Linked DNA regions of Homo sapiens: region 1 is linked to region 2. The links are chromatin contacts, found by Hi-C or POLR2A ChIA-PET in ENCODE. All regions are on one chromosome and are shown on one strand. The core of a region is the stretch at or near the end of the contact, and the rest is flanking DNA. Distances in the headings are between cores, read along the strand shown. Region 1 overlaps PDE4B (phosphodiesterase 4B). Region 2 holds the start of ITGB3BP (integrin subunit beta 3 binding protein).

Region 1 (4,944 bases), core at 1,089-3,588, 2.8 Mb after region 2:
AAATTTATTAAAAATAATCTTATTCAGCATAGTAGTTAGTAAGGCTCTGAGACCAGGCACTCTGTAGACACGGGTGAGGATTCCAATCCCTCAGGCTTCCGCTCCTCCTTTATGGTGTTGTGTGCAGGAAGCAATGAAAGTTGAATAGAGCTAACCCTAACAAAAGGGCTAACCTTCAATGCTGACACAGTTAGCTTAAGTAAAAAGCATGCAGCCTCAGTCATTTTCTAGTTCTACAGTGGAAAGGTTGTCAGGGAAAGCAATTATTTAGTGCATGAATGATGCCCAACTGACAGCTAAGATTAATTTTTAAAAATATCTCTTTTTACTTTACTACCTTTAAAAAATTATTGATTATTCAGATAATTGTCTCAGGTTAAGCTTGAGCATAACATGCACCATGACACATATGATATAAGGCAATGAGGCCAGGGAGTGGTGGCTCACGCCTGTAATCCCAGCACTTTGGGAGGTCGAGGCAGCACTTTGGGATTGCTTGAGCCCAGGAGTTCGAGATAATGCAATGCAAACATTTTTGTGGCCACCAGAAAGAAATTGATCTACACCAGTTCTTTGGGAACTGAATTATCCATGGCAAAAAAAAACTATATTCCATATTCAGTTTTCAATGTTGCTGAAATTATCTGAGATTTCCATCCAAGTTGACATCTTAAAACTTTATCATGATCATCACTCCCTTTACTATGTAGTCTTATTTGGCCATATTTTGCTTACCCTTATCAACTAAGGAGCCAGTGTAAATCTCTGAGTTGCAGATCTGGAAGTGATGTGAAGAAATGTTATAGAGGGAGTGTACTTATCAGTGGTATCCACTACATTTTTGCAAAAACTCTGTGTTCCTAGTTCTGTTTCAGCTACGTGGCCACTAAGTTTTGTTTGCAATGTCTGATCTTAAGAACAGCGATAGGTGAAATTGTGTTATGCTGAGGGGTATTTGGGAATTACATAAGTGCAGTCTACATGCAACTGGTAGAGAGTTAACTGTGTTTGGTGGAGGAAAAGCAAGCATCTTTCATCTTTACTTCATCTAGGTAGGGTTGTGCTTTTTTAGTTTGTTTGTTTTCCTTAATCCTTTAAATTTTGAAGAAAACTGAGTGATTCAAATCTCCTAAAAGACTTTCTCAAATGTACTTCATAGCCTAGAGAGTTAGCTAAGAAACATCGTCCTCTGTTTGGCCCAAATTTCTCTGATCCCTTAATGCTGGCCACAGTCCAGATGGAATTCCAGAATTTTAGAGAATGGTGCTGCCAGGTAGGTTAGTCTTGTAAATTATTTTCCTCCAAGAATTACTAGAAGATGGAATAAGTTCAGCAGAAGTTTTACAAGGCAATGGTATTGTTATTTAAGATGAAAAGGATGGCTAGTGAACCTCCTGCCAGCTGCCCAAATTCGATTAGACATGTTAGAGCTAGCCGTTTTGCTTAACAACAGATTGCCTTCTTAGAATTGTTCATTAATTTTGTGTTTCAATTTTCATCACCTCCTGAATTAGAAGAATTGTCTTACACTTCAGCAAAATGCATCAGAGCATGAGTTCCTCAGTGGCAAAACAGTCAGATGTTTTGAAAACAGGATGCTTTGGCTCTCCATTATAAAAAGAGGAACGGAAAGAGAAACAGTATAGAAAGGAAGAAAGCAAATAGCCTCAGCAGGGTCCCCAGCCCAACAACGGCATAAACAGTGACCTATCTTCCTGACCTTCACTGTGGCTCAGTTCCTGACCTCGTGTCACCAAAGCCAACCAACGTCATTAGAGGAGGATAGGAGGAATGGCGCAGCTGCTGTGAGGGTGACTACAATTTCCTGTCTCCTTCCTGACAGACGCAGTCAGTAAAGTACAGGGTTGCAACAACAGTGGCTGAGGAAGGACCAACCCAGAACAATCCCAGGGAGGCGTAATTGTGACTGGCGGGGAATGGGGAGGTGTTCCTTCCCTCATTGTACTGAGAAACCTAGTCTTTCACCTAGAATTTTCAGGTGAAAAACGTCAAAAGGGTCATTCTTACCCAGAATGCTAAATGTTTTTCAAAAGATGAACATACTGTGGTATTCAGAAAAGCTATATTCAAGCAACTAGTCACTGTCTTCACTTCCCCCACAAACGCCCTCCACTGTCCTTTTCATTCTCCATTGGTTTGGCTCTGGGGCTGTTTTATATGCAGAACAAAGGTTGGGTGCTGCTGGGTGAAAATGGATATTCTGTTGTTGAAGAGTGGCCCTGTGTATTAGTACTTTTTTTTTAGAATGAAGCATTAGGACTTAGCACTTGAGTAAATGTTTGCTAAGATAGAAATGGAAGATAGATGGTCCTTCTTCTCTTAAGGCATTGTGAAGTCGGCTACAGATAACCATCATGAGGAAGTGAGTCCTCCTGGCTATGCAGGCTTATTTTTCCAGTTCTTCAGGTGCAGCCATACTACAGTACTAAACATGGAGCACAAAGGCAACTAATTGCCAGTGCTCTTGGGTTTGCAGGATAAAGTCACACTATTCTACCAGGCCCCGAGCCAGCTGGGAATTAGGCTGCATGACACTGGATGGTGATCATGACAGGCTGATTGCCCTAATGAGGGGTGAACCATTTTGTATTTAACTAAATAATCAATAACTATGGAAAATGCCAGCTCCTGCAGAACTGACAGGAAATAGATCTTACTGGCCAATGGATTCATCTTAGAACTCTGTAAGAGAGAGGGTAGACAGGCGCTCAGTCCTTGAAAGGAATATTCATGCCACTTTTGCCTAAAATGTAATGATATGATTACAGCAGTGCCGCCCTTAGCATAAGATGCATCCATTTGCTGGGCCCTGTGCTGTAATCAGAGGGCCTTAGCCTGGCCTTCCTTCTGCTGCCCTCCACCCAAGGAAGTAAGGAGTTGGCCGGGCCAAGGGAGCAGCTTTGCTCCCCTCTCTAAACTACATTTTGCATCTGCTGGACCCCCACATTCTCTGTCCAAATGGCTTTGAACCCACTTCCCGGCCACACAAGCCTCTTCCTGGGATGTGCTGCAGGCATACACACCCTTAGGCCTAAGGAGTTTAACCAAGAGGCAGCAATGAGAGGTGTGAAGAGACTTGTGTAGGAGGAACTTGGGTAAGCAGGCTGCGGTCCAGGGCTCACGACGGCTGCTCACAGGTCCCTGGAGATGGAAGGACATGGGGAAAGAGGAGGGCCAACCCATATCCAAGGAGTTCAAGAATTCTAAATTCAACCTGACCTTCCAGGCTGTTATGGAGGGATATCTGTCAAGGTAAAGGAGATAGCTCAATGTATATCTTTGTATATTTAGACTTACAGTGTGTGGCCCCACACATGTTAGAGGTGACCCTGGATTAGAGGGCAGAATAGAATTAAAATCAGTTCTGGTAGCCAGGTGGGCACTCACACATTTTTTTGGTTCAACTTTTCTCTCTTTACTGCTCAGATTTATATAGACTAAATTATGGAGGGAGCAAAATAAAGTGAAAAGAGCCTAGGAATAAGCCATGAGTTTGAGTTCTAGCCCTGCCTTTACTTAGGTATAGTAATATAGACAATAAAACTATTTGGAATCTTTCCATATTCTCTTCTATAAAACAAAATAATTGGAAAAGACCCAGCTCTTCAGTTTATTGATTGAATAATATTAGTAAACAACAGAACTACCTTTACAGGTGTATGCAAACATTGTGCTAAGCTCTTTACCTCATTCTGTAATCAATATTCACAGTAACACTTTGAAATAGGTACTGTTATTATTCCTGCTTTACAGATGAGTAAAGTGAGGCATACAAAGTTGAAATAACTTGCTTAAGGTAAATCATAGAGCCAGGATTCATATCCAGTCCATCTGACTTACCATCAATGATCCCAATGAGGCATATAAAGAAAGAAAAAAGTTTAGAGTTATTTAATAATTCTTCTAAGGGGATTTTGGATTGGTTGGTGGGTGATCTTGTTCTTTCAACTGTGGCAAGCATTATTAGTGAGGCCTAGTTCAAATTTATATTCTGTAGCTACCATACTCACAGCCTCTAGGATGGCCATTAATTGCCCTAAGCTCAGTCTTCTTGCCTGGGAAGCAGTGTAAGGGGAAAGAGCAATCGCAATTATAGAAAATGGTTATAAAGTGCTCATAAAAATGCAAATAATAGTATTAAACTAATCCATTGCCTATTTCAGATCAATTTGCTCACTTCACTATCTGTTTCTTAAAATTCTCCAACATAGCCTAAGATAAGATAGTAAAGGTCTGTTCAAAGCACTGTAGACTAACCCCAAATTCCCTTTTTCCCTGCTTCTCAAAATAAAAAGGGAAATAGAGATAAGCTATTCTTGGCCGGGCGCGGTGGCTCACGCCTGTAATCCCAGCACTTTGGGAGGCCGAGGCGGGCGGATCACAAGGTCAGGATATCGAGACCATCCCGGCTAAAACGGTGAAACCCCGTCTCTACTAAAAATACAAAAAAATTAGCCGGGCGTAGTGGCGGGCGCCTGTAGTCCCAGCTACTTGGGAGGCTGAGGCAGGAGAATGGCGTGAACCCGGGAGGCGGAGCTTGCAGTGAGCCGAGATCCCGCCACTGCACTCCAGCCTGGGCGACAGAGCGAGACTCCGTCTCAAAAAAAAAAAAAAAAAAAGAGATAAGTTATTCTTATTTTTTAATTTATATGATCATTCAAATGATTTGGGCAATTTCATTATATGCCACAACCTTTCCAAGGCATGGAACATGACCATAAAACAGAGAATTAATGCTTCAGTAATATGTAAGGGAAATTTTTGGAAGTAACATGTCCACTGTTTTCCTTGGGCATTGTCTTCAAATAAAGATGAAAGAGAAGATTAAGCTATTTATTCTTTGTCATTGTTTCAGTTACTCTTTCTATGACAAAATGGAGTTGTATTAGTGAGTATTAGTATTAGTGCAATTCAGTATTCCAA
Region 2 (4,876 bases), core at 347-2,846:
CAAGACCAGGCTGGGCAACACAGGGAGACACTGTCTTTACAAAATAAAAAAATTAGGCATGGTGGCATGTGGGAGCCCAGGAGGTAGAGGCTGCAGTGAGCTGTGATCACAGCACTGCACTCCAGCCTGGGCAACAGAGCCAGACTCTGCCTCAAAAAAAGAAAAAAAAAGTTCCACTTTTCATAGTTTTTTGGTTCCCCACTCCTATACACAGATACACACAGTTCAGGAGGTATTACCACTTGTTTGGCAAATACACCTCTGTTTTCACTGTATTCTTAGGGATTTTGTGTGTGTGATTGTGTGACATTATCTTTGCAGCTTTGTTTATTTGAGAACTGGATGATTTTTCTAATGCAAGAGTAGGGAAACAAGTCTCTTTGCTTAATTCTGGGGAAAGGAAAACCTCCTCAATAATCCATAACTTTTAAGGGCATCAGTAAAACATGCATTTATTGGCAGCTGTGTTGAACACCCTATTAGGTGATGGGTTTCTTTATCTGTAAAGATAATAGCAGCCCCCATCCCCTAAAGTATTTTAGGATTCAATGAAAAAACGTAGATAAATTGATTAATACAGCACCCACATTGTAATTCAAGATTCAATAAATATAGGTTATCATTTCTGTACAGCTTTCCCCTTTCATGTCAATTCCTATTTGATACAAAAATTTCCCCAGCTGTGTTACTTTGCATTTTACTTAATCCTGAAATAAACTAAGGAACAGGTTACACTAGAGGGGGTACCTAAATCAACCTGAGGACAAGGACGGCCAAGGAGAAATTACAGGTGTTTGATATCCACCCCACTCCCCCAACCTTTAATGGCTTTTTTAAGTTTCTATAGGGTAGCAACTATTTTATGCATCTCAATATAGGATGGATGAAGGATATGAAAAACAGATGAATCTTATCTAGCACAATGCCTATTCCCACTATGGTCATTCTCAATAATCAGATTATTGGTCATAGATGGGAATTTAGAGATCATGCAGTACAAACTTATTTGTGTAAGTAAAAAAAAACGAAGCTCAGGGTCGATAAGTGACTTGCCCAACAGTGAAAGAGTCTTATCTGGAATCCAGGTATCTAGACCCACTCAGTCCATGAGTTCTCCCACGGGTTTACACGAACGCGCCACATTAATGAAGGCAAGGGACTGACAAACTACGAAGGCGTGTTTTCATCTACTCTGTCCCATCCTGTGTGTCAACCTTATTTATGTTATTTCAAGTTAGACATCACCTAAATACAGCCCACAGTTTACGAAATCTGTCAAAAGCATCGTAGAAACAGAAAGCGAAGGAGGACTATCGTATGAGTACCGCTGGAGGAGACGTAGAGTTGAGGGTACCAAGCGAAGGGAATTGCCTGTGGACAGAGGAGACAAGTTCATACTCCGAAAAAATAGGAAAACGAGAAAGGCTACTGGGCCACATAATATCTTCTCTTCTTGCAGAGGGCCCCCAAAACAGCAATACCTGGGGAGGAGATACCTACGGCATTCTGAGATTCGGGAAAGCACCACTGCCGCTGAATAAAACGAACCCAGCAACTTCCGAAAACAGAAAATCCGCCAAAGGAAACGCCAAGGCATGAAAAGCGCGCGCTGGACGTTGCGTCAAGCCCACCGCGGCCGGGCGGAAACATCCTCCCCGCGACGAAGGATCCGGGTGTGCGCGAGCAAAGGAGCGAGCGGGGAGTTCTAGGCCCAGGACAGCACCTATTTCCTGCTGGTGTAACAGAGCACCTTCTCTCACTACTCTGGCCATACCACCCCCGCGATAGAGGAGCAACACAGCTGTCTCTGTGCGCTCCGGATCAGCGCTTCCTAGATTTCTAGCCGGATCGTTTGGAGAAGGGCTCTGCATCTTATTTCCGGTGGCGGTGAGGTGCAGTTGCCATGGTGATTAGAGAAAGGCCGAGATCTGTCCAGCTGCGGTGAGAGGAACGCTGAATCGCCGAAGAGAATTGGCTGCGCTTCCTTGTTTGTGAGCTAGAATTAGGTAGCAAACAGCTCGCTGTCTCTGTCTCTTCGCTCCCTCTGTCCCTCTCTGTGCAGCTGCTTCTCCTTCCTCTGCTTTGTCTACTTCTCTGTCATAAACATTTGGTCCATGTATGTACCTAAAATGTACATGTAAATGCGGTTTTATTTCCAGAGGAATACAAAAATAGAGAGATGGTGCCCGAGATTACCTGTGACGGTATTTCACTGTGTAGGGACGGTGACTGGACGGCTTTCTGTTTTCACTTGGCCCTGTAGAAGCCTTAGGCGCTTGTTAACAGTTTATTTTTCTTGCTATTGTGTGGCTGGTTATTTATGGAGCCGTTTGCTGCAATGTACTCTCTAGGCCCCTGTCTCAGTCTCGGGCCGGAGTTTTAAGTAAGGGAGGTTTCCAAGCCTGCGGGGGGTGCAATTATATGTTTATTTAAGCTTTAGTTTGGTTTCTCGTCACAGAAAGGAAAAGAATAAAATTCTGGCACATTTCTGCCTTGGGATTTCCATGTGAGGGAGTTGCCTTGTTTGGAAAGAATATTTGAGGACGATCCTAAAATATACTTATATTTTAAAATTGCTTATTGCAAAGTGAAATTCATTCTCCCTTACTTCTTGAAACAGTTTTCTTTCACATTTGTGAGGAGATGCATGCACACATATGTGTTTAGAACTCTGATGCTTAATTATAGTATTACCAATTTGCAGTAACCAGACTGTGACACCACATCCCTGTGGGGTCCTTCTAAATCTGGTGTAATATGAAAGTGTCAGGCAGGCGGCCTGCGTATTATAAATAGGGTACTTCATCCATGATAAGCAATTATTATCTTTCTTTCCCAAGTGTAAATGATCTATATAATTCGAAAAGGTGCAAGTGATTTAGGCCTCCTGAGTAGGAATGCAATGAGTCCTGAAGGGGACCCTACCTGTGTTATCTTATTATTGAACTTGAAATATTCAATTTATTAGGTTGGAGATCTATTTTTAGAAGTCAAAGCTGGGTAGAGTAATATTGGAAGCTGTTAGACCACCAGTAGAATCTAATACCCCATAGTAACCATTGTTCAGTACTATATCCACATTAACAAAGAAGAAACTGTTCGTGAAATTTACGGCTTTTTGCCACTTACTGCTAGCTGGGTGACATTGCTACCCCTCAATTTCCTCATCTGTAAAACGGACAAAAAAATACCTGACCGCTGTAATAGGGATAAGACAAGATGTATGACAGTTCTTTAAGCTCTTATGTACAGAGGTGCTATACAAACCCCAAATATTGTTATTAATAAAGGAACACAGTAAAACTATGATAATGCTATAAATAAGACTTTTAAAATATAGCTATTTGAAATGTGGGGCTGCATTATTGAGATGTTAATGAAATGATCTTGTTGATCCTGCTGTGGAAGATGGGTGTCAACTACCACTCATATCCCGATTCTCATTATTCTGGAGTTTCTCATTATCTGCAGTTTATTTAGCACTTACTACGTGTCAAGCAATATTGTATATGCTTCACATGTATTAACTGATTTGCTCCTCTTAAAAACCTGATGAAGACTGTCATCTGACTTTCGTATTTTGAGAGAATAGATGTGTGCTCTTCCTTTGTTCAGTGATTCTTCTCTTGTGTATATCTTTGTTCTTTTGGCTATTATCACATATTTGAACAATTATATATATACATATGTATATATCTAAAATTAGAAATTAACTGCCAAAGGCTTATTCTTGTTTAATATATAATACGTCCATATACAACTATAGTATTCGTCTTTTACTTCCACATATAAAACTTTTAATATCTTGATCTTTTCATATATGTTATAAATTTTCTTCTATGTATAAAATCTTGATTCTCCTCCCTGTATTTGAAAGACATGGTGACATTTGTGTTTTAGTGACTCACATTGACAAACACATTTTTAAATTATTTTCCAATAGAATGGCGATCAGTCCACGAAGCGATGCAACTTTCTCCAGTCAGAAATCAACACCTTCAGAGAGTCCTCGAACAAAGAAATTTCCACTAACTGAAGAGGAAATATTTTATATGAATTGTAGAGCTGCCTACTTAACTGTCTTCAAAAGCAGCTTGGAAAACATTATTTCTAAAGATCAACTTTACTTAGGTAAATTTTTAAAATTTTTAAATCTTTCACCTTTTTGTTGAAAGTTAATAAATAGGTCCGAAAGACTGAAATTAGAATTACCTTGTTGAATCATCCCAGTTTCTTAGTGAAGCTTGAGCAATGGAACTACAGTAAGCTATTATGTCATATCATATAGTTACATATTCTAGGAACTACAAAATAAAACTTTCAATGTTTATACAAACTAGATGGGTAATTGAAAGCTTCTATCAATTACTACTTGCTTAAGATACTTTTAATTCTCATTTTGGTGCTTTAAGATTTATCATAATAAAATTAAAACGCTTTTGGCCTCTTAAGTCACTAGCCTGAATTTGACCCATACTGAGGAAAGTGTAAAGGATGTGTAAAAATGGGTGGAATGTCTGAAAAAGTGAAGTACTGAGAGATAAGTGAACTTTTAAAAGAGAATTGAGTTGGGGTTTTTTTATTTCTTATTTTTATTTTTTGTTTTGTCTTTTATTGCTTCTGTCCTTTATCACATTTAAAAATTCCTCTCATTACAAAGGTCCCCAAAACCACCAAATTTGGTTCTTTCCAGGAGTATCAAATGATTTGGACATCTTTAGTCATGAGAGAGTAGTAAACAACAGTACTAGATAACACTGACTACTCATGTCAGTTTCATCAAGGCTAATAACTTTATGGGTAGAGAAACTGAGTTATTTTGCCAATTTTATAATGAATTTTCTTAAACCAAAACCCTGACATATTTGTGCAGCAG

What was found. A loop is a pair of places that touch in the nucleus more often than their neighbours do. ChIA-PET counts read pairs that join two places held with the same protein, here RNA polymerase II (POLR2A). Pooled maps may share reads with other maps.
Region 1: a pooled map shows a loop between it and region 2 (2.3-fold over the local background). The contact joins the enhancer-like site here to the promoter of ITGB3BP in region 2. A Hi-C loop is called at or near these places in 5 of 50 pooled maps. POLR2A ChIA-PET finds 5 or more read pairs at or near these places in 2 of 52 experiments (GM12878 and activated naive CD8-positive, alpha-beta T cell).

What each region holds. Positions count from the first base shown.
Region 1 is chr1:66,334,398-66,339,341 of GRCh38, forward strand. All of the region lies in intron 8 of PDE4B (phosphodiesterase 4B), which reads left to right. Among named protein-coding and RNA genes, the nearest start is that of SGIP1, 200 kb to the right of the region's middle. RefSeq lists enhancers at 2,539-2,588, 2,649-2,698. Within about 2 kb of position 2,339, at least 32 of the 41 ENCODE cell types and tissues checked have a DNase peak (open chromatin) inside an H3K27ac peak, as active enhancers do; they include GM12878, where a contact is called at or near this core.
Region 2 is chr1:63,521,629-63,526,504 of GRCh38, forward strand. It overlaps ITGB3BP (integrin subunit beta 3 binding protein), which reads right to left and starts at 1,597. Exons shown (of 9, transcript NM_014288.5): 1 at 1,501-1,597. The coding sequence starts at 1,505. It overlaps EFCAB7 (EF-hand calcium binding domain 7), which reads left to right and starts at 1,897. Exons shown (of 14, transcript NM_032437.4): 1 at 1,897-2,006; 2 at 3,944-4,131. The coding sequence starts at 3,945. RefSeq lists enhancers at 996-1,619, 1,781-1,860.